2 separate regions of the Homo sapiens genome follow, and region 2 is linked to region 1. A link is an interaction called in ENCODE POLR2A ChIA-PET data of the cell type or tissue named here. Cell type or tissue: OCI-LY7. All regions are shown on one strand. Links, peaks and the distances in the headings refer to the core of each region. The heading gives the core; the rest is flanking DNA. Region 1 overlaps FOXP1 (forkhead box P1). Region 2 overlaps FOXP1 (forkhead box P1).

The links. Peaks named below come from ENCODE experiments on the same cell type or tissue, not always from the same donor. Only the 100,000 strongest peaks of a DNase experiment are listed, where the experiment ranks them.
Region 2: POLR2A ChIA-PET joins it to region 1 with 5 read pairs; 3 of 35 experiments call an interaction of 5 or more read pairs at or near these places.

What each region holds. Positions count from the first base shown.
Region 1 is chr3:71,556,357-71,572,504 of GRCh38, reverse strand. All of the region lies in intron 2 of FOXP1 (forkhead box P1), which reads left to right. Among named protein-coding and RNA genes, the nearest start is that of FOXP1, 19 kb to the left of the region's middle. In OCI-LY7, for the core only: no CTCF peak of the experiment used is centred there; DNase peaks (open chromatin) are centred at 6,974, 7,914, 8,464 and 9,201; H3K4me3 peaks cover 2,979 bases; H3K27ac peaks cover 3,592 bases.
Region 2 is chr3:71,127,418-71,143,565 of GRCh38, reverse strand. All of the region lies in intron 6 of FOXP1 (forkhead box P1), which reads left to right. Among named protein-coding and RNA genes, the nearest start is that of FOXP1-AS1, 150 kb to the left of the region's middle. RefSeq lists an enhancer at 13,099-13,841. In OCI-LY7, for the core only: no CTCF peak of the experiment used is centred there; no DNase peak of the experiment used is centred there; H3K4me3 peaks cover 2,011 bases; H3K27ac peaks cover 2,550 bases.

The DNA of each region.
Region 1 (16,148 bases), core at 6,646-10,645:
AGTAAAATTCATCCATGTGGATACATGTAGCTATAGCTTATTGATTTTTCCATGTGAACCTTTTGAAATACTGGATATTAATTCAAGACAAGTTCTTTAAATTTGAGCCTAAAACCCAGTAGCACTCTGTACATTGAAAATTTCAGATTCATAAGAAACCATCAGTCCTGACTGGAACTTCATAATTTGTTCATTTGTCTGTGTTTTGGGGGAAAAAACTTTAAAACCTCAACCATTTATCAGGGAATTTGATTAAAAAAAATAATCTATCAAGTGGCTGATCTCTTACATTAAGGGAAAAAACAGGCAAAGCATTCATTTGAAGGAGCCTAGCCATTTTCTCTTTCTTATTTAAAGACTTGGCTTGGAACTTAGCAGTTACATATGCAGGGTAGCGAGTTAAAAAGCCATGTTTAATTAACAGGCGCTTTATACTTCTGTATCCTTGTTATGATATAGCACCTTGTTCTTCAGTGTAGAAAGTGATTTCTGCATATTTTAAAGGACTGGCATCTTTATGGTAAGAAAGCCATATAAATAAAGATATACTTAGATGAAAATCGGAACATGTTTTTAAAATAGTGTGTGTCTACTTTCATCTCTGTTATCAAACTTGCTGCATAAGCCAGAGTTGATGCTCTGTGATTATGCTAATGACCAAAAGAATCGATGATGCGAGACTAGATGAAATCAGTGGTATAATCGGGGAAAGTTATCAGTTTTTTTGTCATTAAGTATTAGTGATAAATAATACACTGTTCATTTCGAGTGGATAGAACATATTTAATTCTGATGTACAGAGTTTCATTTTAGTCAGGCTCATTGCTGAGTAAAATGATCATCTTTTGTAATTTAAGAGGAAAGAGAAAAGGCATTTTTGTCAGCCTGGCTAACTGACTTGGGCCATCTAGAAATGTTTACCTTGACCAGCCAGGGAAGATTGGAAAAACTTAATTTTTTTTCCTCCTAGACAACTTGCTTATTTGTACTGACATTTTATTAAGAATATCAGATACTCAGTAAATAGCATAAATGACTAGAGATGTTAAACAAAATGAGTATAAAGGTAGATAGTGTTTCCCTGAAGAATGGGGAAAATGATAACAAAGGGGCAATGTTTGGATAATGCTCTTTTTAAATGACTAGTCTGCATTAACCAGGGGCTATTAAAGTCGGTATCACCCATTAGACAGCAGTTTTAATTTTTTTTAATTGAGTTTTTCATATCAAATAAGATCATACTTAGTAATGGTTTACTTAAAGAGAAGTAATACTTGTAACTTAGAATCTTTTCCTGGGTTACTAAAACCTTAAGGGAAAACACTGATTCTACCTTCCTTGTCAACAAAGCGTTTCTAACACAATTCTCTGTAACAGACATTTCTCTGTGGATAGAGTTTAGCACTTGTTTTACTACTGTATGACAGTACCTGGTGACAAGAGAGAAAATAAAAGAATAATTAGCAATGTTCTGTAGGACATGAAAAGTGATTGAAGTCTACGAGAGAAGGAAATCAGATCGATGTTATTTTAAAAAAATGCATCACAAAAATGATTCTCTTCAAAGCAAAGCCTCCTACCCAGGCTGGGGCCAGCTGTGCTCTGCCATTTCCCTGCCACAGCCCTGTCCGTCCACGTTGGCTCTTACCAGCAGTACCATCTGCTGCTCCAGCAGTGGCCTTCTCTATGGTAAGGCAGGCCAATTGGGTCAAATCTTGTGATATGGCAGATGTCCACTGAGAGCTAAGATTGGGCCAGGCTCATTTTTATGTGTGTCCAAAGCCAAGATTTCAACTTGGTGAAAGGCTGTGGAATTTATTTCCCCAAGTGTTGCCCAAACTCTGTTCTTTTCTTCAACTGCCTCCTTGGGCTGAGATGATTGCTTAATGCTCTTAATTATGCTGGATCCCTCTGTATTTTCGAACACCTGTGGGTAATTCAGATCATGAGTGGTCACAGAGGCTGGCTCGACAAACGGCTTCCCTTTCCGAATGGGAAAATCCCAGGGAGCTGGACCATGCACCGTGTGTCAGGGAGCTGAGTGGAGGCTGAAAGAGGATGGAACACTTCCCTTGAACTTGAACTGGCATTGTGTTGTGTCCAAGTATCCTTCACCCTTGGATTGGGGAGAGTCTTACAATGAATAACTCAGAAAAAAGTTTTCAAAATAATCCTAGATTGTAAGATATCTACGACCATTATCCATAGCCATATCTTTAAAAAAAAAAAAAGAAAAGTAGAAAACAAGAAACAAAGTGTTTCTTTACCCAGGCCAAGTGAGCACTAAAGCTTCCTGTCATAATGAGGAGGCAGTGGGGGCCACTTTGCTTTTGAGACTTGGAGTCCCAGTATTACTGGGAGTGCCCTGACCCCTCAGGTAGGGACTTGTCAGAGCTCCAGAAGACCTAAGGTACAGTCAGAGCTGAGCCACGCCTTTGTCCATGAAGAGAATGGGGTTGAAAGTGGAGACTGAGGCCGAGGCGGGTGGATCACGAGGTCAGGAGATCCAGACCATCCTATCCTGGCTAATACAGTGAAACCCTGTCTTTAAAAAATTAGCCGGGCGTGGTGGCTGGCGCCTGTAGTCCCAGCTACTCGGGAGGCTGAGGCAGGAGAATGGCCTGAACCCAGGAGGCAGAGCTTGCAGTGAGCTGAGATCGCGCCACTGGACTCCAGCCTGGGCGACAGAGCGAGACTCCGTCTCAAAAAAAAAAAAAAAGAAAGTGGAGACTGATTTTCACTGAGTCACATAGCCATTAGGATCGTAATGATATCCATAACTGTATTTACATACACTTGTGAATGTAGATACCTACGTTGGCACATATGTGTCTTTCTCTCTCTCTATGTGTATGTGTGTATATGTATATATATGAATATACTACTCATATTTAAAAATATAAAATATATAGATGATGTTCCTTATACTGTTTTGTTACATGCTGTTCTTTCACTCTGTAGCAGAGTATTTTCCAGTATAATACAACTGTCTTCTATATGATTCTTAATAAGTACTTGCTCTTCCATTGTATGCATTTATATTTGGTTTTCCTTCTTTCTTTGAGGGCAGCACTATAAGGACCAAATGGTCTCTGCATTTGTAATTTACATTACATGAGATGGGAATAAGGCCGTAATGGGCCTGTGGAGTTGCAAGTGTTTTCTGTGGATATGTGTGCTGTACGTCTGCATGCACTTGTGTACACATGTGCATATTTGGTAAACGGAACTGCTCTTTCATAAGTAGTTCAGACTCTCAGCTCCTTGAGGTAGAAAATGTATCCTGTCCCTTCATACCCCTATTCTGCCCATTAGTGACATCTGTGTCTTGCTTTTTCTTGAGCTCTGACAGTCATACTTAACACATTTTGGTTTGCAGCTTGGAGCATGTATTAGGGATGAAGTGAAAAAAATGCTGTTCTCTGCATTAAATAAAAATTTTTGAGAATCTAGGACAACCAGGTCTCATAGAGTGTAAATAGCCCATGAAACAAGTTGTCTGTAAAAATGTGGTATAAAAATCCAAGTCTTATGAGGCATTTGAAAATTCAGAGAACAGGCTGGGCACAGTGGCTCACGCCTGTAATCCTAGCACTTTGGCAGGCCAAGGCGGGTGGATCACCTGAGGTCAGGAGTTCAAGATCAGCCTGGCCAACATGGTGAAAACTCGTCTCTACTAAAAATACAAAAATTAGCCGGGCGTGGTGGCTCATGCCTGTAATCCCAGCTACTTGGGAGGCTGAGGCAGGAGAATTGCTTGAACCGGGGAGGCAGAGGTTGCAGTGAGCTGAGATCACGCCACTTCACTCCAGCCTGGGTGACAGAGTGAGACTGTCTCAGAAAAAAAAAAAGAAAAAAAATTCAGGGAACAAACAAAAAGCAGAAGACCAGCTGTATAATCTGCTGGCCCATTGAAAAATTAAAATTTGGGGTCCCTATTTAAAAAGTAGTAAGTATTTCAAGAAGGTGATGGCAGAGCATTAAACCAAGGGTGGGGCTCTTCTGAGCTTGGGGCTTTTCTGTATGTGGGGCCCTGTGGGACTGCACAGGTCACATGTCCATGAAACCAGCTCTGCCTGAGATTCAGAAACTGTCTTGAAGGGCTTTGTTTCTCTGCACCAAGGGTTCTTCCTCTGTAGAACAGGAGGACCAGGTTGGGACAGGCATAGCAGCCTGAGGCCCTCCTGTACAGCTTGCACTCATCCATCTAAGTGTACTCTATTGCTGAATCAAATTGGGTTCAAATTCCTCAGGAAGCACATACCTTCTCCTAGATATGCATTGAGTACAACATCTTAGCCATTTCCAGGACTGGGTATTCTCTGCAGGCCTTCTGCAAGGTCCCATGAGGGAGGCGAATCCTGCTCGAGTTTCTTTCCTTCCCTCCCCTTCCCTTCCTTTTCTTTCTTTTTTTAATTTCCCCTCCCCTCTCCTCCCCCCCTCTTCCCCTCCCCTCCCCTCCCCTCCCCTTCCCTCCTTTCCTTCCTTCCTTCCTTCCTCCCTTCCTCCCTTCCTCCCTTCCTTTCTTTCATTTTCTTTCTTTTCTTCTATAGCCCTTCTCCCAGGATTTTACCATTTTGACTGTATCTTCCATCTCAGTCACCTTCCCTGCCCTTCTTCATTGTCACCTGCCCTTCATTGTGACCTGCTTCATTCTGGAAGAGGCCTGCAGGGCCTACAACCTGAAGGCAGCCTCAGGAAAGAACGTCCACTCTTTTCTTTCTTTTATCCCAAAGTGTTAGTTGTTAAATAAGGAGATTCTTTCCGGAAGTGCACTATTTGTTTCACTGCTTTCAGGAATTGCAAGCTAATCGAGCCCCATCAAGTAGAGATGTGGTTGACCCAAGGCTTACAGAATGCAAAAGTCATTTTATGGACGTGCGGTACCACTGCATTGGACAGTTGGGGCTCCCTCACTAATAAAGCTAACAGCTTCCCTAAGGGTATAAGTCCAACTGGTTTGAAGCCAAGAGTGGATTTTTTGGTAGTACCACATTTTAGAATCTTAAGATAATTAGATCATTCTGGAATGTTTCACCTTAGACTAAGTAGCTTGAATTCTCTCCTTTAATATGCACTGATTATCTGCCACTTAGTAGCTTTGGCATCCTGAGCAAATGACGGAGTCTCTGCGTTTCGGTTTATCTCGGTGGCAGTGATGGAACCTGATGTTAGGATTGATGGGAGACATAAATGAGCAAATGTGTGCAAAGCCCCTAACAGTGTTGGCTCATGGTAAACACTTGATTCTTGGCTGTTTATTAATAATGAGAATTGTTTCTGTTACCTGAAGTTGTGTTTTATGGAAACAATGTATTGACCGTCCACTTTCTCATTTTTCTTTAGAATGTTTGATGATGGAAATGGGGAAGTTTAAAAATCTTATCTCCTGTGCTTTTTTGCTTTGTTCCCACTTTGCCCACATTGTTTGGGCCATCAGCCTCTTTTTTCCTATCCTCATCATTCCAGCACAATAGCTCCTCCTGACACAATGGTATGCAGCAGTTTTGTGGGGGCTGTGAATGTTGGGAGGGAGTGCTTTGTGAGGTGAGGGAGAGACTGATTCTGAGAGCCCAGGGAGAAGATGGGTGTGTGTGTGTTTCAGGGGATGGGGTGTGATGAGATTATTAGGAGCACCCAGGGCCCAGGCTCAAGGAGACACTTCTCATGTCCCTGTGGCCTTTTGAAGCTGAAGATGAGCAGAGCAGGTGGGCACTGGTGTCAGCCCAGCGCCTTCAGGAGGGTGCTCTTTCAAAATCAATGGAGGGCACAGTGCTTTTTTTCCAGAGAACAGCATTGACTTCCCCACCCATGGGTCTGGTACATAATAAGGAAAGGAAGGAAAAATAAGTTGAAGGAAGGAAAAATGCGTGATCCCCTGTTGGGCTTCTCTCCCTCACAGTCATAGATTTTGAACGTCAGAGCATTCCTATCTATTTTCCAAATTGCCCGTTGGATTGCCTTTTCACAACAACCTTAATTTTCACACTACAGGGACTGGAAATGATACTTTAGTTGGGTCAAACATTAGACTACACAAGGGTTTTATAGTCAGGTTTGGGATTTGAATGTGTTTACGTAGTCTGTCTGTATTATTTTTCCCTGGCAAGGTGTCTGGTGTTGAGTTCCTTGGGGAACGAGAATGTGGCTCAGGACAGCTCACCATTTGCAAACCAGTTATTAACTTGTAATCCACTCACCGTTTTCAATGTCTCTATTTCCCCACCTCTGTCAGGGCAGTTGGAGAATAAACTGGCTGTGCTGCTTTGCAGGTTGGGAAGAGGGACCTCACATTTGCCAACTGTCACTCCCTACCGTGATCATAACCCCCGTGAGACGCACATTCAGCCACATCTGTGCTGAGTGCATGAGGAGCGGCTCGGGCAGAATCTTTAACTGCTGTCATGGTGGTCAGTGAGAGATGTGGATGTTCATATACCTGTGCGCTTTTGGGAGATTATACACAATAGAGTGGAGAATTGGTTGTTTCCTTGGCCATTGTGGAAGTAACACATGGATCTGTGTTCATTTATTGACTGATTCACTCGTTGATTTATTTATATCTCATTTGTTCACCTCTTCTCTCATGTACTCCTTTATCGACCCCAAATGACTTCTGGGGCAGAAAGTATTGCTCTGTGATCACCCAGCGTTACCCCCTACCTTATTTTTGGACATCCTCAGTTGGGCATTCTAATACAAACATCATTTAAACATCCAAACCCAACATCATTATGCGTAGAGATCTTTGTCAACAAGCTTATGAGATTCATCTGCTTCAACCTTTTATTTACTAAATAGATGGCCGCCCAGGATCAAATGGGCCATCTTTATGCATAGTTACCATTTCTGCAACAAATACGGCTTTTAGTTACATTTTGACTACCGAAAATATACTAGGTACTATACCAAGTATAAGCTGCCGCTTTTTCTTTCTAGCCTGAGCACTTAATTAAGACCTGACAGATTGATTTTTCCATTAGGCCAGAAGGCAGGTGTCGTCTTGAGTAATTCTTGATTTGAATTTCTTATTAAGAGTCTGTTTAGCTCCCCCCCCATCACTGCCACCAAATATGTGTATTTAGCAGAGACTCTCTCTTACCCAACGAGTTTTACACAACGAATTGGTAACAACCAAAATAAAATATCCTAACAATAAAGTACTGTTTCAAAGGTACCAATAAGGAATGTTGCCTTCCTGCTGCAGTGTGCCTGGTATCCCTATAGAAGGCCTGCCCGTGGGTTAATGTGGTCTGGTAGTCTGAAGCCCGTGAAGCCATCATTTCTCATCCTTTTTTTAACCCCTAACACTCCACTATGGACAAATTGACAGAAGACATTGGTATCTGTATAGCCCCTAACTCCTCAGTGGATGATTTGACTTCTTTCATTTTTCTTTTTTCTTTGAGACAAAGTCTTGCTCTGTCGCCCAGGCTGGAGTGCAGTGGTGCGATCTCGGCTCCCTGCAACCTCGCCTCCCGGGTTCAAGAGATTCTCCTGCCTCTGAGACTACAGGCGTGTACCACCACGCCCTGCTAATTTTTGTATTTTTAATAGAGACGGAATTTCAGCATGTTGGCCTGGCTGGTCTTGAACTCCTGACCTCAGGTGATCCACCCACCTCAGCCTCCCAAAGTGCTGAGATTACAGGCCTGAGCCACTGCCTGTAATGATTTGATTTATTTTCTTTCTCTTTTCAATTTCCATCCTCCAAAAATGTTATGGAAATAACTTCCCCAAAATGATTGTCTGCCCGTCCACTGAAATATAAATTCCCACTTACAAATAATTTTTAAGAAAACTCTGTAATTGACATTTAACTCCAGGGATAAAGAGTGTTGCTAATCTCAGCCTGCATCACTGGCCAAGGGTGTAACCAAATCCTCATCCAATGTGGTCATGTGTGTCAGTCACACTGCAACGTGGTAGTTACGGGCAGCGACTCAAGGTCGGCCAACCAGAGACTTTTAACACTTGTTGGGTGACTCAAAGCTTATTAACCTTTCTGATTTACCTTGATCTTCCATAAATGTGTGTGTATGTTTGTGTGGGTTTAAAAGGACAGAATAAAGAACTTACCTCATCAATTTGTTCGGTGGATTAAATGAGATAATCCATGTGGAATGTGACACAGGGTGCCTGGCAAATACAGGAGCTTTATATATGTTAGCTTTTCTGATTATTACTATTGTATCGTTATTGGTTAAAAGTCACATTAAATAGCCAAGGCAGATAACGGATGAGAACTTTGCAAAGATTACGAAAAAACTGAAGGAAGCCTACCTTGTATATGTGGCATGAGCTTTGGAACATCAGGTTAATTACCTTATTGCTGTGTTTTGGGGTTTGTGTTGACTTGCTTTGGTTTTTGTCTGTTTGCTTTTGAATAAGGTCCTAAAATACGGTTTTGCTGGGTTTTTTATTTGCTTCTGAAATTAGTGCAGGTGCAAGTAACAGGAAGTGAAACCTTAAGTGGCCTGAGGGAACCTCATTCAAATGGTGCCAAGCAGGTATAATATACAAGCATTATCACCTTACTGATAATCTGGCATACTGTGGGTATTCACACGTGCCATTCAGATTTCAGAGATGAAGTCATACGGCAGTTTGGCACCAGCTTGCCCAGCTCCTTAGGAAAGGTGAGAGAGAGGAAAGCCCTCATTTTTTGAGACAGTGTTGAAAACACGGTTTTACTTGTCGAGTGGCACAGGATTGCAGTTGTCATTTGGTCACATTGTCTTTGACGTTCCACCTTGGGTGCAAGGAAAATATCTTTAATAAGTGAATTCACACCCTGTTTATAGAGTTACAAAGTCTCCTCTGGGTTTGAGACTGTGTTACATATATCCTCATATTCTGAAATGTAGAAAAATTTACATATTGAAGACCCAAGACTAGAATACCACATTTTCATGGCTACAATACAAAGTTTTCCAAATGTTTAAATATTCTCACAGCCCGGTGGTTATATCTAAATAAAGCATTGTCCTTAAGACTTACTTTGGTTCTTTGTCCTGAAGGATTTAGAGAGAACCCACAGTTGCTTTGCCTTTGCGGTAGGTAAGGTGACTCTGTTCTCAGCCAGTTGCCGATCTTTGCATGCACTGAGCCCTTAGACATGCATTGAGTTGAATAAAATTTGCCCAGCTTGGTCTGCCATCCTAGGGGGCCTCTCCATGTGCCCTTTTTTGTTAAACTCAGAAGTGGGTCATATGTACAAGATGCCCATCTATGTCTTGCTTTTAGTAAGAAAGCATCTGAAACAACCTACTGCACCCCATAGAGTAGCCAGAGCTTTTGCATCTCTCCCCTAGGGCTCCACTGAGCCAGGATGTTGTTCCTTTTCCTTCAGCTTGCTCCTCCCCAGCCACTCCCTGGCCACAGTCACACACATACACATACACACACCCCTCTGCAGTTTGCTCCCACTTTGCCTTGCATGGCCAGCCTGGCTCCTCATTCATCTCTCCAACCTCAGCAGGCTCACATTCTGTATTTTCCTGGAAGGGCACTTGCTAGGGGCACAATGCTTCTCTTCCCATTGCTCTTAAAGGAAGGGATGAGAACAGGGAGCGATTGCATGAGTGGGAGGGAATACCAAATAAAATAGAGACAAAGGAATGGGCCCAGGAAGTCCAGATTATGTATCTGTTGGGCCCAGAAGTCTTTGCTCAACTTCTTATTTGAGTAAGACCCAAGAAAGATCCAGTTCCACTAATAGAAAAACCAAATTATTCTATTCCTGACATGTATCATCTCTGAAGCAGACAAAATAGAACTGAGCCTCAGTGTGGTCCCTTAGTATTTGGGTGACCTTGGGTCAATTTCTTAGCCTCAGTTTACTCTTCTGTAAAATGATTTTGTTGTTGATAATAGGTACCTGTCTGGGTTGTTGTAAGGATAATTCACATGATGCCCAGTGTCTGTCATATCCTAAGCCCTCAGTGAAAGGTCAATAATATTAGCGCTTATGACTCTGTTGGTTAAAGGCAGTAGTTCATTGTGCCTAGTCAAGAATCCAGCCCAACACATAGTTCAGTAGATACTGAGCCAGAGTCTGGTTCACATCCCCAGCCTGGCCACTGACAAGCCGCATGACCCTTAGACAAGCTATTAACATTTCTGTGCTTCAGTTTTCTTACCCACAAAATGGTATGATAGCACCTGCTGCGTAAGGCTGGTGGTGAAGATTAGGTAAGTTAATGTATGTAATTTACTTGGAACAGGGCAGAAGGCCTAGAACATAAGGAGCCCTCAATAAATCATAGGCACTACTGTGGTTGCCCTTATTATGCCCACAGTGATTATCATTGCTCCCTGTCCAGGCAGAAACAACCATTGGGAGGACTCATGTAGAGTTCTTTCATATCCCTCCATTTCTTGACAGCTCGGAGGATAGAAGCCCAAGACTGAGACTTGGTTGGAGAGTCTTGGTTTTAAACCCAAACTCCTATCATCAGGCCTCCATGCTTGGCCCTTTTTCCTTTTTGTCTAGGATGGAGACATATGGAAGTACTTTGTAGTGGTCTAGAATCAGCCCTTGGCTTTGCAAGTAGAAGATGAAAAATGTTTACTTGCTGTTTGCTATACTTACTTGCATTTTCTTTCTTTCTTTCCATATCCCCCAAGAGAAAGAAAAAAAGAAACTGAAGGTGGGAATGCATCTTTGGAATTTCCTAAGTTAGTGGAATAGTGAATGAAAATACTGTGCAAAGAAATATACTGGTGCTCGATGATGATTTTCATGGGATAGAATTTGATTTGCAGTGATTCTGTCTAGGATCATATATAAGGGACTAGTCAGCAAATGCCAGCTCTGCAACCACCACGGCATTCAAAATGCTTAGTGAGTGCCAGCGCTGTTGTAATGTTTTATATGTGTAATTCATTCTATCCTGACAGCAACCTTACAGGGAAGAGACTTGCATCTCCATTTTATAGATGAGAAAACTGAGTTCCAGAGAGGTTAAGAGCTTACTCAGTCACATAGTTCGATCTTTTCCTATTTCATCTAAAATACTGTAATCACAACGGGTCGTGGTGACTAGGGACCTTGGCCATAGTCTGGTCCAGCTGGCTTTTTTTTTTTTTTTTTTTGGCCAGCTTTATTGAGATAGAATTCATATACATAAACTCACCAATTTTAAGTATACAGTTCAGGCTGGGTGTGGTAGTTCACGCCTATAATCCTAGCACTTTGGTGGGCAGATCACCTGAGGTCAGGAGTTCGAGACCAGCCTGGCCAACAAGGTGAAATCCCGTCTCTACTAAAAATACAAAATGAGCCGGGCGTGGTGGTGCATGCCTGTAATCCCAGCTACTCAGGAGGCTGAGGCACCAGAATCACTTGAACCTGGGAGTCGGAGGTTGCAGTGAGCCGAGATCGTGCCACTACAATCCAGCCTGGGTGACAGAGTGACACTCTGTCTCAGAAGACAAACAAACAAAAAAGTACACAATTCAACAGTGGTTTTTAGTATATTCACATAGTTGTATAACATCATCACAGTCAATTTTAGAACATTTTTATGTCCCACAGAAGAAACCCTTTAGCTGATGATTACCTTTAGCACTCATCCTCTCTCCACCCCATTTCCTTCCAACTCCCTCAGCTCCAGGCAACCACTAATCGACTTTCTGTTTCTATAGGTTTGCCTATTCTGGATGTTTCATATGAATGGAATGAAACTCTCTGTGGCCTTTTGTGTCTGTCTGCTTTCAGTCAGGATATTTTCAAGGATTACCTATGTTGTAACACGAATCAGTACTTCATTCTTTTTATGGCTGAATAATATTTCATTGTATAGATATACCACATTTTGTTTATCCATTCATCTGTTGGTGGACACTTGGCTTATTTCCACTTTTGGCTGTTTTGGTTAATACTACTCTGAACATTTATATACATATTTTTGTGTTTTCGTATGTTTTCAGTTTTCTTTGGTACGTACCTAGAAGTGGAGTGACTGGGCCATATGCTACCTTCTATGTTTAACCTTTAGAGGAACTGCCAAACAGTTTCCCAAAGTGGCTGAACTATTTTATATTCCCATGAGCAGTATATAAGGGTTCCAGTGTCTCCACATCCTCACTACTTTTGTTTTTGAAATTAGGAAACTGAGCTTGGTAAGGTATTAATGACTTGCTTCCAGTGCCATACCTGGTTGTGTGAGCCAGGTTCTTTCTAGGCCTGGAAGATGTGAGGATGATAACATAATCTTTATTGCAGGAGTTCACTGTCTGTGGAAGAGTCAATCGTAGTCACATTACACAGTGGTGGTGACAATAATGATGCGAAAACATTATGGAGCACCGTTATTTTTTCTTCTTGAAGAAACAGAAGATAATTTAGTGACTCACGTAACTGAAAAGTATGGTGGTGATTAGCTTCAGGTACAGATGGAGCCAGGTGCTAAAACAGTGTTGTCAGGGGGTGGCTGCCTCTTTCCATCTCTTGTCTTGCTTTCTCATTGTCTCCTTCATTCTTAGCTCTCTCATTTCTCTTTGTAGGAAGATGGCTACTAGCAGATCTAGGTTTATGTTCTGCCATGTAAGCATTTCCAGCAGAATAGAAGTTTTTCCTTCCCCATAGTTCTAGCTGGCTTATGTAGGTCTGTCATTGGCCTAGTAGGTCCCCCCCGCAACCCCCAGCAGCCCCCAGACAAGGTTTCCTTCTGTCACCCAGGCTGGAATGCAGTGATGCAATCACGGCTCACTGCAGCCTTGACCTCCCAGGCTCAAGTGATCCTCCCACCTCAGCCCTCTGAGTAGCTGGGACTACAGGCACGTGCCACCATGCCCAGCTAATTTTTTTAAGTTTTTATAAAGATGAGATTTCACAGTTTTGCCCAGGTTGGTCTCAGACTTCTAGGCTCAAGTGATCTGTCCCTGCTTCAGCCTCCCAAAGTGTTGGGATTACAAGTATGAGCCACCATCCCCAGCCCTGGTCCAGTAGGTAACGTAACAGCCTTCCAACCAGTTAGAGCCAGTGCTCTGGTTGGCCATTCTTGCTTTATTGCCTACCCTGGAGTTAGATTAGCGGGTGAGGGGAGATCACTTTTATCTAGACTGCAGGAACTGAGAATGGGTGAGGGGTGATTCCCAAAGAGAAAATGAAGGTTCTGTTTATAGAAGAATAAGAAACTATGTTTGTCTGGTAAAAATAGCAGTTGTCCATTCTATCAGTTTTCATTCCCATGTTACAGAAATTCTTACCAAACAGGCTTAAATAGTAAGCGAATGCCTTAGTTCATTTCACTGGCAGTTCAGAGTGGGGGTAGCCCTGGGGCATAGCCAAATCTGGTGATTGAGTTCTCAGTGATTCCTGTCATTGCACTGGAGGCAAAATGGCTGCAGCAATTTCTGCCTGCCATTAACAGCCAGAGGAAGAGAGAAGCTGGCTGGTCCAGTTGCCATCTCTTAAGAGTGAGAATGGCACTTTGTGAGGCCAAGGCGGGCGGATCACAAGGTCAGGAGATTGAGACCATCCTGGCTAACACGGTGAAACCCCGTCTCTACTAAAAATACAAAAAAATTTAGCTGGGTGTGGTGGCAGGCACCTGTAGTTCCAGCTACTTGGGAGGCTGAGGCAGGAGAATTGCTTGAACCCGGGAGGCAGAGGTTGCAGTGAGCCAAGATCGCACCAGTGCACTCCAGCCTGGGCGAAAGAGCGAGACTCTGCCTCAAAAAAAAAAAAAAAAAAGTGAGAATCGGCTGGGTGTGGTGGCTCATGCCTATGATTCCCAGCATTTTGGGAGGCCGAGGCGGGCGGATCATGAGGTCAAGAGGTGGAGATCATCCTGGCCAACATAGTGAAACCCCGTCTCTACTAAAAATACAAAAATTAGCTGGGCGTGGTGGCCCATGCCTGTGGTCCCAGCTACTTGTGAGGCTGAGGCAGGAGAATCGCTTGAATCCCGGAGGCGGAGGTTGCAGTGAGCTGAGATCACCCTACTGCACTCCAGCATGGCGACAGAGTGAGACTCCATCTCAAAAAAAAAAAAAATCCAAAAAAACAAAAAACAAAAACAAGAAAAAGAACGAGAATCTTCCTTCCTCATCAGCCTCCTAGAAAACTTTCTGCCATCTTAGCCCGAATTGCTTATTCCTGTGAGTAGATAGAAGTCATTCCCTGATTGGCTTAACCAGTCACGACAGCCAGTCTGGTCCACCTCTGGGGGTGGGTAGAGCCAGCTTTCCCTGAGGTTAATGGCCCCTGTTAGGGAAGGGGCACGTCCGAGTCAGAGGAAGGTTTCCTTCAGAAGGAGGAAGATAGGAAGGGAGGCTGGCAGTTCAGCTGGCAGTGCCCACATATGGAAAAGAATGATGAGAGGCCAACATCAGTCATGGGGAGGGAAGGAAGATTCTCTGAGGAGGCTGTGCATACACTGTCTTAAAGAAATACAGGTTTGCTGGGTGTGGTGGCTCACGCCTGTAATCCCAGCACTTTGGGAGGCCTAGGTGGGCGGGTCACCAGCCCGGCCGACATAGTGAAACCCCGTCTCTACTAAAAATACAAAAATCAGCCAGATGTGGTGGCTCATGCCTATAATTCCAGCTACTTAGGAGGCTGAGGCAGGAGAATCACGTGAACCTGGGAGGCAGAGGTTGCAGTGAGCTGAGACCACACCACTGTACTCCAGCCTGGGCAACAGAGTCAGACTCAGTTTCAAAAAATAAATAAACAAACAAAAATAAAAAATACAGGTTTGCAGGGAGGCCCTGTGGGTGGGGAAGCATGGGCAAAGCCATTCTCTCCTAATGTGGCATGTAAGGTAGAATGCAGCATCTTGGTCATTCTTCCCTTTCATCGTTTGAATAAAGTACTTGAAGAGCAGAAAGTCGGAGGCAGGACTGGCAGTCTTTCTATTACCTCACCTCACTCTTCCGTGAAGGTGGGACAGACAGTTGAATGTGACTGCCAGGCCTCAGAGCTGCCTTCCTCTTGTGTCTCACTGCAGAAGCAGACACACAGAAGGGCACCTTTTCTTTTTCGTAGTTCTTGGCTTGGGTTGACCACCATGAGGTGAAGGAGTTTTGGAGGACATTTTCTCAGGGTGGTCAGTATTTTGTGCTGTGTGCCATAGCTGGGGTACACAATGGATTTTTTTTTTTTTTTTACTTTTTTTAAATAAGCAGGATTTTTTTTTCAGAGAAAGATATAAATTGACCATTTGAGCTGTGGAAGATAATATGGAGATAATGCCAACATTTAATCATTTTCATCCAAACATATATCTTACTCATTTCAATATTTTTCTTCTCTCATCCGTGTAGCAAGCTAGTCATTTCCCAGTTCAGAAAGATACCTGTATGATATACCCAACTTTTAGAATTTTGATGCTGTAAAATTCCTAGTATGTCTCTCTGCCATAAGAAAACAGCTATTGACATTTTTGTGTATTTCAATCTAATTTAAAATGTTTTTATGAACAAACCCCTACAAATGATCTTAAACAGTTTTGTTTCCTGCTCATTTTCACTTAACATTATATCATGAACACTTTTTTTTTAGTCATTGAATATTCTCTGTAAGCATGATTTTTAAAGATTGCTGCACTTCCAGTCAATCTACAGTGGACCATGATTTTAATCTTTCTCTTTCTGTTGGATGTTTACATTGTTTCCAGTCTTTTGCTGAAATAAATAATATTGCAGTGAACATTGTAGTACATACATTTATTAGCATCTCTGATGATTTTCTTAGGATAAATTTTGTAAGTGAATTTACTAGGTCAAAGGGTGGTGAACATTGATATTCTCTTGACTATGTCACCTATTTGTTATGGTTTGGGGAATGCTAGTAAGAAGAGTTACAATAAAACCTTAAAAAAAAAAAAGACTATGGCAGTTTCCACTTCATTGCAGTTTGGCCAACATTGAGTAAACTAACCTTTCTAGATTTTTTTTTTTTTTTTTTTTTTTTTTTGAGACGGAGTCTCGCTCTGTCGCCCAGCCTGGAGTGCAGTGGCACAATCTCGGCTCACTGCAACCTCCACCTCCCGAGTTCAAGCGATTCTCCTGCCTCAGCCTCCCGAGTAGCTGGAACTACAGGCACCTGCCACCACGCCCGGCTAATTTTTTGTGTTTTTAGTAGAGACAGAGTTTCACCATGTTAGCCAGGATGGTCTCGATCTCCTGACCTCGTG
Region 2 (16,148 bases), core at 6,734-10,733, 430 kb after region 1:
GGTGGTGTCATTATTATTTCCATTTTACATATGAGGAAACTGTGGTGCAGTGTGGTTCGATCACTGCCTAAGGTCAGGAGTGAAGCTAGGATTCAAATGCAGGCCTCTGGCTTCATCTTCCAGAAGACTGTGCAACAAAGAGGGGAAGGAAGATGAGAGACAGGGTTTTCCTCACCAGGGACCTCATGCTGACCTCCTTTCACTTTTTCCCAGGGAGGTATCCCCACATCCCTTGCATGGTCTGCCAAGAAGATCCACAATAGCTTAAAATGCTTCTTCTCTTTTCTAGCCAAGGACAATTCCGTATTTGTGTCCTGATCATTATTAGAATAAGTAATCAAAATAATTAGAAAAGGAAGCTAAAAATGAAAATGGTCCAGGAAAGAATATAAAATAACTTGGATTGTGCTTTTCAACTTTCAAACTGTTTTCACTTAGTGTTTTCCCAAGACGTCCCTCACCACCACCCATTGTTATTGCCAACTTTTTGCAGATGAGGAAAGTGAGGCCCAGAGAGGAGAAGCGATTGCTCCCCTGGGTCACCATGTCGTTCCTTGTGGGACCAGTATGCAAGCCCTGCCCTGCCCTGCCCTGCCCTGCCCTTTCTTTCCTGCCCCCTTATCTCTCTTCCCACCTCCCTCCCATCTGAGTTCTTACTCATTAAGAGAAACTCTTTTATAAACTTTAGATGCAAGCAGTGTGATTTCATCTCTTTTTCTGCGTGTGTTAGTTTTTTGTTGTTGCATAACAAATTGCCACAAATTAGCTCATAGTTCTGTAGGTCAGAAGCCCAGGTGCACTGTTAATGGAGTCTCTCCTCAGAGAATAGGGAGGCAAGTGGAAGCTGCACTGATTCCTCGTCAAGAGGCTCCGGGAAAGAATCTGCTCCTAAGCTCATCCAGGATGTTGGTAGAATCCATTTCCTTCTGGCTGTAGGACTGAGGTCCCTGCTTCCTTGCTGGCTGTCAGCCTGCAGCTGCTCTCAGCATCTAGAGTCTACCCACATTTCTTGCCATATGGTCTCTTCCATCGTGAAGCCAGTAGGGGCACATCAGTCTTTCTTGTGCTTCAGAATCTGACTTCCTCTATCTCTGGGCTCTAAACTCCAATTGAAAGGGTTCATGTGATTCCATCAGGCCCACTCAGATAATCTCCCTTTCTTCAAGTCAGCTGATTTGGGACCTTAATTACATCCACAAAACCCCTTCACATAGCACCTGGATTAGTGCACGATTGACTCTCTGGGAAGGGGTGTGTTATACCAGGCATAGGAATGTAAGGGTCACCTGAGAATTCTGCCAACCACATGACATTACAACCTTAAAAATGGTACACATTGACAGGACCAAGGGCCACCTCCAAGGTATTTGTTTTCTGTGGTAATTATATCAATTCCTTAATGTTTTTACAGGTTTTTTTTTTTGTTTGTCAACATGACACATTTTGTATTTATTAAGTCATTTGATTGAAAGCATATTTGTAATCTGTGTACTTCTGTTTACCTTAAAAGGGTTGAAGAAGAATGAAGTAGACATAGGATTAGTTGAACAACACAATTCTGTTTCACTAACGATTCAATAAGTTAATTTCTTAAGCACTGTTTCATGCTTTCTTTTCAGCCTCTGTGCTCCATCTTCTTGAACCTTCTTTCTGCTCCTTGGCTATTTGATTTCTTCTTTACTTGTGGGTTTCCAATTAAATGTCACCTCTTCGTGGATGAATTCCTTGATGGACTTATCTAGAGTAGGTTAAAAATGAGAAGTTAAGTTTTTCTTTTTTTTAATGAAGGCTGAGGCTTCCTTCACAGTGGCTCTAATTATTTCTGGATTTGTTGATTGCTGATGTCTTACTCTATCTCCTGCTAGACTGTAGTATCAGAAAGGGAAGGGCCAGGTCTGTCTTGTTCTCCCTCCTAGGCCCAGTGCCTAGACTGTGCTTAGTACAAAGTAGTCACCAAAAATTATGTGTTTAATTGGTGTGTAAATAGAAGCTAATGTTCTGGTGCCTGTAGAACGGTTAACTTTAACATTTGTTTTGAAAGGTTGCCTGAGTAGTGAAACCGAGTTAATCATGAGGTCACTGCTTAAGCGTTTATTGTTTGAAAAGCACCTGATTGACAGTCACAAAGCTCTTAAAAGTGGGGGAGGGGACTCTACAAATGGTAGAGCCAAAGAAGAATGATTTTTGTGTCGTCCTTGAAAACATGCAGTGTCACTGGAAAGGAGGCGTGTGATGAGTTTTTCAAGTCATGGACAGTCTGATGTTTGGATCACAGTTTCTTTTTTTTTTTTTTTTTTTTGAGACAGAGTCTTGCTCTGTCACCAGGCTGGAATGCGGTGGTGCCATCTTGGCTCACTGCAACCTCCACCTTCCGGGTTCAACTGATTGTCCTGCCTCAGCCTCCCTAGTAGCTGGAACTACAGGCGCCTGCCACCACGCCTGGCTAATTTTTTGTAATTTTAGTAAAGATGGGGTTTCATCGAGTTAGCCAGGATGGTCTCTATCTCTTGACCTCGTGATCCACCCACCTTGGCCTCCCAGAGTGCTGGGATTACAGGCATGAACCACCACGCCCAGCCTGGATCACAGTTTCTTGGCAATTTTTTTTTTTTTTCTTGGAGACCAAGTCTTACTATGTTGCCTGTGCTGGCCTCAAACTTCTGAGCTCAAGAGATCCTCCCACCTTGGCCTCCTGAATAGCTAGGACTACGGTTGCCCCATGCCTGGCTTCTTGACACATTTTTTTAACATCCCAAGACAGATGCCTCTCCTTTCTCAAAGTCCTCTTTCGAAAAGTTCCTCTCTCTGATTTTCCCTTAAGCTTCACCTCCAGACAGTCACAGTATTTGGATACCTACTTAGAAGCTGTGTGACATTGGGCAAGATAGTCAACCACTCTGAGCTTTGTTTTCCTTCCCTGTAAAATAGGCATGATAATTCCCACCTTGAAAAGTCATTGGAAGGATAGCGAATACAAATGCCTGACATAAAGTGAGATTGATAAATGCTGTTTTCACAATTATTAGACTATATTATTTTAACTATGACTGCAAATCTGGTGTGGAATTGAAATGCTCATCTTAACAACAGAGCTTTTGGAAGTTGCAGGTTGAAATCCCTAACAGGAAAATCCAAAACCAGAAGTACTTCAAAATCTGAGACTTCTTGAGTGCCACCATGATACCACAAGCGAAAAATTCCACACCTGACCTCATGTGATGGGTCTCAGTCATAAATGCGATCAAATCTTTGTTTCTTGCCCCAAATTATCAAAAGTCTTGTATCAGATTGTCTTCAGGCTTTGTGTATAAGGTGTATATGAAACATAAATGGATGTCATGCTGAGACTTGGGTCCCATCTCTAAGATATCTTACCATGTGTATGCAGATATTCCAAGATCCTAAAAAATCTGAAATCATTGATCCCAATCATTTTGGATAAGGAGTACTCAACCTTAAAAAAAGTTACAGTAGATTTTAGGATCAATGGAGAAGATATTCTATGTAACAGATTTTTATTATCATATATTAAGTGAGGACTACTTTGTTTAAAATCTTTAGACTGAAATAAACACGTTCTGCATACAACCACCGTGAACACAATTTGTCTTTTTTTAAATTCAGAGGCACTTAGGAACCTTGTAGTGCCCCTGGGTTTTATTATGAACTCCAGTTAGCATTTTATTGTGGCTGCCTAGAAGTATTGATTCATATCCAGTCCGGAAAGCAACTTCTACCTGTTCACCTTTTCCCATTCCTTAACACATAATAGCGAAAGAGTCTGTTTCAGTAAATGCAGACTGGCTTGCCTGTGCCCAGCCCTGTCTCCACTTGGTTGGCTTCCTTGGGATGAGGACTCTCCTGCCCTGGCTTGTGCTGGGAAGTAATAGAACCAAAGCAGTGACATCCATAGAGCCGAGGAACAGAAGTCAGTGGGGCTTGAAAGAGTTCATTTCCCATAAAGTATCCAAAGTTGTTCAAAGTCGGTCAAGCTGTCATCACATTTCAGATGAGACTATTTTAGGGAGTAACAAGGGCAGAGTAGATCAATTAACGTTTCTTTTTTTTTTTTTAATCACTCTACATTCAATGAATGTTCAAGGCAGGTTAAACACTAATAGCAAATGTGGTGATGGAAGAATTGAGGCAGCTTCTGTTGTAGTATTTACTGTGGTTATCATTTCTATACCTAAAGCTGCATTCCTATCTTCTCATTTATTTTGCCTCCCTTTTAATTCACTGAGTTTGATTTAGAGAAGTCAGTGCATTGTATTACAGTGCCATTATGAGTCTGAATTTCTGATTTAATTCAGACAGTGTGAGCCCAGAACAGAGGACCAGGAGATTCTGCGTTACCCCAATTAGCCCGGGAAAGCTTAGACAACTGGCTCCGTATCTCTATGTATGCCCCAATTTCCCCTCCTGTAAAATGGAGCTATTTACTTATCTCAGGATTGTAATCATAAAAGAAAATTTCCTGTAGATGTGAAACAAATTTTAAATAGCATGCAGATACTTGCATTTGTATTTTTATTTTAACCCAAATTAACATGCGAAACCAGGATGCCGTTTTCAGAGTTGTTGGCATCCGTTCATCATATTTCTAGGTGAAGTATGTGTAAGTGATTATAGGTAATAAATATCTTTTTTTTTTTTAACTTATTGCAGAGGCAGTTTTTCCACTGTTAATGAGGGTAATTTGACTTGGTTGAAGGATTGCAGTTCTTAAGAATTAATGCAGTAATCCAATTCAAAGATTTAAAGAGATCTAAGATTTTTCACAGGTCGCGTGCCAGTGAATGTGCTCCTATCACATAGCAGCTAATGGACTTGAACGCCAGTCTGTCATTTACTGTTCCCTCACTGCATAGCAGCTTTGCCCTTGGTAGTGAGTATACTTTCCAAGCATTGCAGGTTATTTAGAAGTGTGGTATATTTGTATCACTTTTGAGAGATAGTATCCTATTTCCCACAGCCCCTAATTACTATAAAAACTGGGGTTATCTTTCTTAATTACATGTTTGAATCCTAATCTGCTAAGGTCTGAGGAATATCAGGCTCAGAGGAGCTGCCTTCTCGCCTTTCTTTTTCAGAGGAGGGCCTTTTATTTTTTTTAATGTATTTTTAAAAACTAATTCATGTATCATTGTATTCGTACATATAGGTTAATTCACGTGAATACAAAGGTTACATGCACTGTATTCATGACTTTCCATTTTTGATAATGATGTATTATTAACAGCTAACAATATTTTGTAAAGGCTTATTTATAAAGGATGTTGGAAGTGTTCTTATTTCCCGATCCCATTACGTTCCTAAATATTAAAAATCCCATTTTGAGGCAATTAGAAGCATTCGCTTCTTCCTCCACGTGTGTTCTCCAGACAGCGTCACCATTCTGCGCACACAGGAACCTTTGTTCCTTAATTAGAAAAAGGACTAGAGCTCATTAGTTGTGGTTCCTTGTGGTGTCTGCTCAAACACTCAGGCAATAATACATTACAAGGAGAGATCCAGCCTAAATCTGAGAGGCTCTCCACAGTTCCAAGAACTGTGAAAAGATAAATATATCTTGGAGGGTCCTTGTAAGGCCGTTCTCACATCCTGCACTGTCCTTGAGGGCCTGGCTGGTGGGTGCTCATCAGTTTTAAAGTCAAAGAGATTTCTGTATTCACAGGAGGAGGGAAGGGGAGAAGGCACAACTTGTATAGAAATCTAGAACTTTACCTTTATTGAAAGCCCATGGTCTTGCACCAAAAAAAAAAAATAATAATAAATAAATAAATAAATAGAATTATCTTTTGGATTTTTTGGTAGGTTAGTGGGCACCATCCAGATGCATTCGGATGTTATTGAAGGTGGGCGAATTGTTGACAAACATGATAGAAGACCAGATACCTTAGGCTGATTTTCACTGCTGGCATTGGACATCGGAGGAGCTGCATGAGCTTTGAAAGCTAAAACTCCCAAACTGGAGCCACAAAAGCTTTAGGCTGCATCAGTTATCAACAAAGAGCCCTGATTTCCACAATCAGAACAGGCATTTCTCCAGCCTCCAGGAAACCTCATGCATCTAATGTTCCCCAAAATATTAATAGTACAAATGGTGGACCCATCTCACTGGTTAAGATTAAGCTTCCCGCAGCAGAGAAGTGAGCAAGTGAAGTGAAAAATCTCAGACCGTATGGAGGATGTTTTGCTGTGCCTTGGCTGGGCTGGCGAGGATGTTTTGCTGTGCCTTGGCTGGGCTGGCAAGGATGTGCTGAAATATAAAGGGATATGGAGAAGAGAGCAAAGTGTCAGTTTGAAAGCCAGAGATTGGAAAATAGAGCAGTTATTTTGAGGGTCAATTCACTTCTCTTTGAGAAGGTTTATCCAGTCAGGTAGCTAACACCCTGGAAGGAAAAGAACTCAGAGGCCGCTAGGCGTGTCTGAGATACTCTCCCACCACCCACTACACTAACCCCCTCCTCATATCTTGCCTTCTCTTTCCATCCCTGCCAAAGGATAAATTGCCCTCATCCTGCTAATGCTAATGGAAGACATTATTAACAAAAGGGAGTGCTTCATAAAGGAAGCTGAGATCTGGCAAGTGGAGGCATGACATCCTTATGCTGATAGTGGTACAGGTCAGAAATAGTGAATATGGAAACAAATATTTCACTGAAATGTTCTGCCATTTAAAGGGACATGTCTAGATAGCCATGTACATATATACTTTTTTCCACCAGTAATCTTTTTTTTTTGTTGTATTTCTCAGAGAAAGAAAAATAGATTTTAAAATGTAAAAACCTGTTCTTCAATTGCGTATGCAAAAATCTCACTGCAGTGTTTATTCTAAACCTGCTCTCATAATGTTCAGTCAAGGAGAAAACAGCAAAAAACAGTTGTTGATGGACTTAGCACAGAACTGGATTAAATAAGCATTAGTCTACTGAAGCTGATTACAGGAATATGAAAATGCAGTATCTTAATGGTACATATTTTTATGTGGCAGCTCAGTTGCCTTTCATTTTGCAGCTAATATGTCTATTCTTATGAGTCATTTACTTCTTTAATTACCTTTTGCAGGCAAGGCACCATGGTATATTAATGTGAATGATTTTTACTGCCAGTTTATCATACAATGCCCCAGAAGTTGAAAGGCGTAATTGACTTGGAAGAACAGCTCATGAAGGAAACAATATTTAGTTGACAGTTTTCCTTGTACTCTCTGTTGACGTTTATGAGTTTACACTATGCTAAAGGAGTAATAAACACAATTTTCTTTCAATAACAGGAAAGGGTAGCTTCTAAAATACATTTGTGGAAAACACATTTGTTCATTTCTTGAATAATATGAAAATAACACATTTCCAGTGATAAGACTTCTCAGATTGCCAATTGAATTAAACCTTCAAAGGTGCATTTATAACCTGTCTCAGAGCATTAGGAGATATTAGGGTTCATGTGATTGAATCTACTTAATGAATATTTAAATTATAAACAGATTTAGATAAATCATATTTAACTCTGGGTGTTAGGGTGAGACAATTTGGTCCTGCGCTCCCAACTTCCAGGAGAAGGAAAGGCAGAACGGGAGCTTGGGGATTGGGAACTGTCTGAAGGAAGATTTTCTTTCTCCAAAGGGAGGGAAAGTCTGACAGTACATTTTGGAAAAGTAAAGAAGGCATAGTCGATGCAACTCCTTATATGGCCTGGCCCTTGAAGAGTTAAATAAAGATTTGGGTGGGTCGCTGCCGTTTTGGAGCCTGGAAAGGTGCTTTGACTTGACTTGGGCAGTGTTATTTTAACCATCACTTCCACAGTCCCCTTGGCCTTAAGCTGGTTCACTGGCTCTGGGCAGGCCCTGGTTTGGCACATTGGTTCAGAGGGAGTTAAACTTTTCACAGTTTTCTGGGTTGTTTGCAGTTCAGTCCTGTGCAACATAATGAAAGTTTTCTAGCCATCTGTTGTTAAGCTGGCGGTGAACAAGGCCAGTATATCCAAACAAAGTTCTGGCCTGCTGTAAACTGAACCTGTCAGTTTAGCATAGCTTTGCTGACCCCTCCAAGGAACAGGGCAGCCCTCGGTACCAGGCACTCACCGCTTAGAACTTTCAAAGGGGAACTATTTTGGGAGTAGGGGGTAGGGGCCTGTTTACTTTTTTCCTCTGTGTTCCTCTCACTGGCTTGGACTGGTTTATACTTAATCTTTACATGTACAAATGGATATTGGTCTCCCCTCCTTTTGGTCCCCCCTCCTTTTTCAGAGGGAAGGACATTTCTTCTTAATAGGGGATTATAACTTTTTTTTTTTTTTTTTTTTTTTGAGACGGAGGCTCACTGTTGCCGGGCTGAAGTGCAGTGGTGCGATCTTGGCTCACTGCAACCTCCACCTCCTGGGTTCAAGCAATTCTCCTGCCTTAGCCTCCCGAGCAGCTGGGACAACAGGCACGCATCACCGCGCCCAGCTAATTTTTGTATTTTTGGTAGAGATGGGGTTTCACCGTGTTGGCCAGGATGGTCTCGATCTCTTTTGACCTCGTGATCCGCCCACCTCGGCCTCCCAAAGTGCTGGGATTACAGGCGTGAGCCACCGTGCCTGGCCGGGGATTATAACTTTTAGAAGAAGGTAGGATTGTCTAGAAATGTATGTGAGGTGGCTGTGATTCAAAGGGAAGTTCTATGCAGTTATTTTTGTTTCATTATTTTGTCTTTCAGTGTTGGGGGGTACAAATAGTCCAGGAAAAGAAGTGCCTATATTTATTACTTAGCTTATATAGTTAAAGTTTTCATAGCTTTAAGAGGGCTTTTCCCCCCTTTCTGCTGCATTTTGTATTTCATCATCAGAAGTTAATATACAGCATAACTTGGCAGAGCAGCAGTTAGACAATACTCCCAGCTGTATGGGCTATTTCGTGCTTCTCTGTTCTCATTTACAAGGTGTATCTTTGGCTTTAATTGCCCAGCTTAACCTTAAAATAATTCCATTGTTTCGCTGTATTTTTTCCTACTGTAGTATATGTTTCATTTTCATTTTCTGTTTGGCAGTATTTCCTTGGCTATATATGAAATGCTCCTATACATTTGGATCCTTGAGCTATCTGTCTATCTACCTACCTACCTATCTCAATACCTATCTAACACTTCCCCTAATCTTTGTGGGTTTCCTTTTGTTAATGATACCTTGGAGGTGCTGCTGTATTTTTCTCTTGGCCTTGCTATCATGTATTTCTTGTCCAGCCTTGGTTACATTTGTGCCCTGTTAAGAGAGGGCCCTGGGGAGCCATCATTAAACCTTGGTGTCCATTCGAAATTGTAAAAATATCAAGGAGAATAGCCACCGTTTTTGAATAATTATTTTGGCTGCTCTAACGGCCACCTTAGTCTGTCTAGGTAGAAGCAGACCACAGTCCCACACAGCAACAAAGAAACAAGATACTGAAAGCCTTTAGACAAATGTCTGAAGCACCAGTGTGAGCGGGTTTGGGCTCAACTTCAGCTGCAATCAAGAAATGGACAAGGGTCAAGAATTCCATAAATGGGGGTGGGGACAGAATAGGCAAAGGAATAAACAAGGAGACACCCAAGCCTTCCCGTTTAAGGGACAAGGAGTATTACAGCTGTGAAAAATATTCAATTTAAAATTTAAATGAATGCACTTACTAGGAAATACTATAGAGTCATAATCTGTTTGTGAGGTGACTGACATATAAAGTGTTTTTTTGTTTTAAAGTGAAAAAAAAACATCACACACACACATATTCGGGGTAGACTTTCGGGTATAAAATGTCAGGTGCAATGTAACGTGTACTCAACTCCAAGAGTCAAGCAAATAACCTTGGTATTTAGGATGTTGCCTTTTAGAACATGAAATTGTATTTTGTTGTGTGTCCTTTTTTTTTTTATTTAGAGGAGGACTACATTAAGAGGTCACCTATTAGCTGTGTTTTTGCTGTCTTAAACTCAGCCCTTCTGTCTATTAAAATCAAACCACTGTGTAAACATTCCGTGTTGTTCTTGGTCTCTACAATGGCCACGGGGATCAGGTTTCACCTGCCTGCACATCTTCAAGCAATTACAGCAATTAGCGTGAAGCCATTTCACATTCAAGGATTCAAGGTCTATGGTGACATTCAAGTCCAGGAGAAGTCTGAAAGGGAGAGGAGGAAGAGGCCCAGAGCGAGACGACTATTCCATGGCCCTGAGCAGACAATTTCTCTTTTAAAAATGGTGGCCCTTTAATGATGTTATTATGAGGTTTTTAAATGACATATCAAAAGTTGTTTATATCACAAAAACCCAACAGTCATTTAATTATACTAATGAAGGTCTTTATACGTGTCAGATTTTTTAAAAAAGACTTCTAATGGCCATGAGAAATGGACTGTTGCTGCTGCTTGCATCACAGCAGTGGTGGCAGCATTCTTTGTAGAGGAAGAACATATTTTATAATGTATAAGGGAATTTGCATTTCGCTTTTCACGGCAAACCTTTCTGTGTTTTTTGTAAATCTAACAATTGCAACAACATGGAATATTTAGTTGGGAGATGTTTGGAGTAAGTGTTGAAAGCAACTATGTTTGCTTGCTTTTTTTTTTTTATGGTTAGAGAACAACTGTGGCGACTTTCACAGATTGAACTAGTACAGTTCAAAGGAAAATCATCGACTTTAGCACATCTGATAGCTATATAGGCATGGCAGAGGTGTCTTGAAAAAACACTCTTAGGATCCAGTAGGGCTTTGGCTTTGTTTGTTTGTGTTGTTTTTTGCATTTGTAACTTAGTTACCCAGGACTCGTTTGCACAAGGCAAATGCTAAACTGATTACAGCTTTTAAAAATTGGTTTGTACATTTTTTAATCCATATTTTAATGTTGGTTTATTATGCAAAAAAAGAGGGGCACTAATTTTAAAAATCCAAGCGTGCTGCAAAAGAAGATCTTGCTTTGCAGTCCCAGAGGGTGCTTGCAATCAGGAATAACCGCAGGCTAAATTATAATGTGGAATTCTGTTGCCCTTTAACCTGATGCTGCCTGTTCACATTCAGTGTTTGTTAACAAACAGCTTTAAGAACAAAATTGTTGGGAGAATTACTATTTGATTGTATGCACTGACTTTATTGAAAATAAGAGGCTTTATTTTTTTTAATTGCATGTCTCTGAGAAAGTTGTGATAATTCCTTTACAGAACTGCCCTAGTTGGCTTAAAAGCTACTAGGTGTTAAGCAGTTACATATCTGTAGGACAGAACACATCTATTTGTGTGACTGAGGCTGGAACATTTGTGTTCATTCCATAACTAGCCATTTTAGGGAACTGGACTGCTTAGAGCTCTCTAGCCCCATCTCGAACTACTTATAGCTCTTCTGTTGAGAGATGGTTTTCCTGACCGCCCACTTTCATGGCGCCCAGGCTGTGTGCCTTTTGATACTGCAACGCAGAGCAGCTGCAGGGGATGCTAATAAAATGCAGGATTTTGGACACTGAGCAAGGTAAGAGTCTGCCTTTTTCTCCTGCCCCTTGAAAAGGGATTGCTAGGAAATCATTTCCTGGTCTCTAACTGGACCAGCTGAGTTAGAGAGGAACATTTGCATTGGATACTCCACCCCTCCCCAAAGTGGAGAAGGCAGGCGTGGAAGCACTGTGAGACTCAGAAGGGAGATGAGGCAGTAAACCAGATCTTTCCCATTTTTTCCCCCAGCCTAGTCTTCTGTTTCTATGATCTGCCTTTTGAACTGTTTTTGTGGCTGATCAGTTCCACCTAATATGTCTCTTGATTTCTGCTATTGTAATACTCAGGCGACATGCTGTTCTCTTCATTTTTATAAGCTTTAGATGCTTCTGCCTGTCATTTTCTGGCGGTTTATCTTCAGCGTCTGGATTTGCTTTCAGACTTGAATGTCTATCAAGCTGCCGTTGCTTTGAATGTGAGATCAAAAGAAGATGAATTCCAGTAAAAAATTTCCTTCTATGAAGAAAAGATTGGGGCCTATGTAAACATCCCACTGACAGCTCCCAATGAGTTATTTTAGCCGAGTATTAGCACCTGGATGACAGACAGTCCAGCATTCCATGCTAAATAACAAATCAGTAGCTTCTGTGGCAGAAGAACATTGCCACAAGAGCAATACATTTTCAGAAGGAATCCTTTTCTTCCTCCTTTTTTTTTTTTTTTTTTTGTTATTGAATATGGCTGTTCAACTCTTCCTCCTGTTTTTCAAGCTGACTTGCTGTGCCTTCAGCAGTTTACTTTTCTTCACAGTATTTGCTGAATTACTCCGGTGACGGAAGACAGGACTGTGACAATCATTTTGGGGCGGGTTAAGGAGTGTTCCATTAGGCAAGCTAGGCATCTGGAGATAAACAGGTAGTTTGGTTGATGGTGGAGAAAGAAAATGTAAAGGACAGCCAGTCAAAGCCAGATCCAGGGCATATCCCTGGAATACGGGACGATGTGTTCTTTAAAAATACATGTGACAAAATCCTCTAAAGTCTGCAAAATCTGAATTTTCTTCTTCTTCTTTTTTTTTTCTTTTAAAGCATCCTGCCTATGTAAATGTCACCACAAAAATATCTCAAGAGCAGGTTTCCCGAAACCCTGTTGGTGTGTATTTGTCTGCGTGAATGAGCTGTGTTTGGCTAGGGCTTGGTCTAGCCAGGGCGCACTGCGTGTGCTGTGTCGCTGCTTGCAGACCTGGAGCGGTTTAGATATGTGTGGCATTAATAGATTTCTTTAAGTGCTAAATGCAACTTTGAAAATTACCTGCAAGCTCCAACTGATCTTTCAACTTTGAAAGTGAAGAATTACTTGAGGAATTCTTGTGGTTTCTTTGTCATTTAGTGAGAGCCCAGCCAGCTACTGTGGAGGCAAACCTCCCTGAGGTTGCCTACAAAGGGCAATGTTCCAGTGTGTTTTCTCTTCGAGTGTGCTTCAGCCGCACAGTACTTCCTGTTTATTCAAACATCTTTTTTACCACTCGGCAACCCCCGCTTCGCAGAAACAGCCAGAACCCATCTACAGCAAGAAGACGGAAATCCAAAGGCAGACAGTACGGGCTCCCTTCGCCAAACTCTTCATTTTCTCTGTAAGTGTCCAGAGAAAAAGAAACATTTTTTTGCTGGGTTAAACTTTTAAACTAGGGATCCGTTCTTGTGCAGACATTCTCTGAAGGGCGAAATAAGGTGATCCAACTTGTTTACTGCTTTTTTTCCTCCCCCTTCCCTCCTCTCTCCATCAGAGGCTTTTTTCTTTTTAGAGATTTGAGAGGACCGTTTCCTTCTAACTCCTTGTTTAATTCACTCTTGTTTTCAAATATGTCTTTGGATATAATCAGCTAAGTAAGCAGCCGGGTGGTGTCAGGATAGTTTTATAGGCTAAACGTAGATTGGAACCTCTCTCTGCTTACTGTGACATTGTTTCGTGTTGCCTTCTTTTTCTTCCTGTTATCACAAGTAGTAAGAGAATGTGGGGATGGTGCCTTTGTAATTCTGCATCTACAGAATTGTCCCCTGATGTTTGCATCACGACACCGTCATCATTTGTGAATCGGTCTTGGTAATATTTGTACCAATTTCATGCCAATAAAAGTCAGACTGCTGAAACACGCACGGTCATTATCTCATTCATATTCCTATTGTTTCAACGGAGTGGGCTGCAGAGGGAAAGGGAAAGCCTGCCTCACTTTCCGTGATGGTTGTTAACTTTGATGTTGGAAGGCTCTTTTCAAAATTTTCCTTGTGGATAATCAGTATAGCAGGAAAAGCCCTTGGACTTGGGCTGCCTCCTGGCTCTGAGTAGAAGAGCAATCTAACGGCTCTCTTAGTCCTTTCTGTTGAAATGACTTTTTAAACACATGATTTGACATTTTTGAAAAAGGTTCCACCTTTTCCTGTCTGTAGTCACTCCTTTTGCCTCTCTCCCCTCCCTCCACACCCCCCTTCCCTGACCCCCAACTTCAGTTTAATTGGTAAGCCAGGTGTTAATATTTCTTTTTTAACTATATGGTGGTCAGGGAATAGACAGGAAATGGAAAATAAGCTCTTTTGATCTTAAGAGAATTGTTATTACTGTGAACCTCGTTTGCTAGTCCGCAGTCTAAATATTTTTAAATTTTAGTATCTAAAACAGCATCTATTAGAATAGAGAAAGAAATATGCTCTGGGGTTGTCCAAACCTCTCATAGAAGAAACATTTAGATACATAAAATAATTGTATGTATGTGTGTGTGCATGTGTGTGTATTGCTATCGCTATGGTGGCTTTTTTGAATGTTCAGAAGTTGTTCTCTTTTGCAAGAAAAAATAAGATGTTTGCGACTGCCTTAAGGACAATTTGTTTAACAGTAGGAGTAATTGCAGGGAAAATGGAAAGAGTGACTGAAGGTATTTACTCAGATGTTAGTGTAGGTGTGGGGGCCGAAAACTCAGTGTGGGAACAGTGGGCTGCTTTTCTTGGTATCTTAGTCTATTTGATGACCATCAAATTTCCCAGCTCGCTCGTTTTGTTTTTTCTGGATGGCATGTTTGATTATTTATCAGAAGGGGAAGGGAGTAGCTGAAGCAAATAAACATGTGACCAAGTTCTGTTTTGTTTTCCACTCCGAAAGCCATGCCCTTTAACAGATATACAGAAAATAATAAATGCATTGTCTTATGATAAAAGGAAATTATATGTGTCTTTTTTTTTTTAAGGCAAGTGAGTTAACCCTTAAGGCTCAGGAGGCTTTTTGCCTTCTGAGAATTTGCCAGGCTTTTTATTGAGAATTAGCCTATTGCAACTAATGGTTTTATGGGACAGGATTTCCCAGGATTACTTGGTTCATTAATTTAGCTTTTTCTAGACAGTTCACTTAGGAATGTCTGCCTCAGTAGTTCGACTGTGTGGTGTATGTGTGTGTGTTTTAAATAATAATACCATTGGACAAACCAGTGACTCTTACCGTTTTGTCGAAGGCTATATTCTGATGTTTAAAGCTAAACATGAATAGCTCAACTAAAGGAAAGTATACCATAGTGTCTGTGGCTAGGGTACAACGTAATTTATCAGAGGCCAACATTTTGCCCCTCTCTTTAAAGATGTTAGGCAGGTGCTGTAATACAGAGAGTCTACTTATATGTCTGTGTCCCTCAGAAATACCTTCTAGTCTTTAATATTATGTAACCCATTTCATTATCTTCAAGGCTGTCATTATCTCAAATTGATTCCTCCAGAGGCCAAGGGAAAGGCTCAAATCTATATTAAATTTAGATTTAAAATTTGCGTTTTTTTTTTTTTTAGTTCTCAAGTGGGGTTTGCATGGCTTTGTGAAATCATTCTTAATATGTAGGCATTCACTGATATATGTGCGCATACTGGCACATTCTTTAAATACCGGAACATGATTTTCTGTAGGGGCTTCCTTACTTCTCCACATCCTGAAGAAGTGATGTGCGTGATTCTAGCACAGTGCCTGGCCCAGTCGTATCAAGACCTATAAATCACAACTGAAAATCTGTTTCATTGCCTATACTGTTTTGGAATGTGAATTGAAAATATGCACACAGAAGGGATTCCCTCTTCCTTGACTATATAAGGGAACGGTGCAGCAGAGGCTCAGATACAGTGCAACTTTCATGAGTATTGCCCTGCAGATAACTAGGAGGTTGCTTTGCCCTTGAGAAGACAAGGATGGAAGCAGTGGCCTTTCCGCCTCTCTCCAAAAGGCAGTTGGGTTGGATAATCATACTTTGTATTTATACGGAGCCCTTTGTCTGTAGAAATCAAAGTGCCTGACTAATGCTAACTTGTTAATACTCAGAACACCCCAGGGACATAGGTAGGCTGCAAAGATTATCCCAGTTTTGAGGTGGGAAAATGTCCTGTTGTTAAAATCATTTACAATTTCCGGGTGTGTCTGTATTTAATGCTCAGGCTAGACCTGGAAGCGCTGTGATCTAGAGATCATGAGAAGCATTTTTTCCTGTGACATAGTCAGCCCTGACCACAGGCAGTCTCATGAGAAAGTGTTTTACCATGAAGAAACTGGCCTGGAAAATATAGCTAGTGCATGATGTTGATGGTTGGGGGAGGGAGGAGGTGGTGAAGACTAATCGTTCTTTATTTTAATCTATTTAGGGTCAAAGGATGTATTTTTTTTAAAGATACAGCATGGGCTGAAACTTCTGAT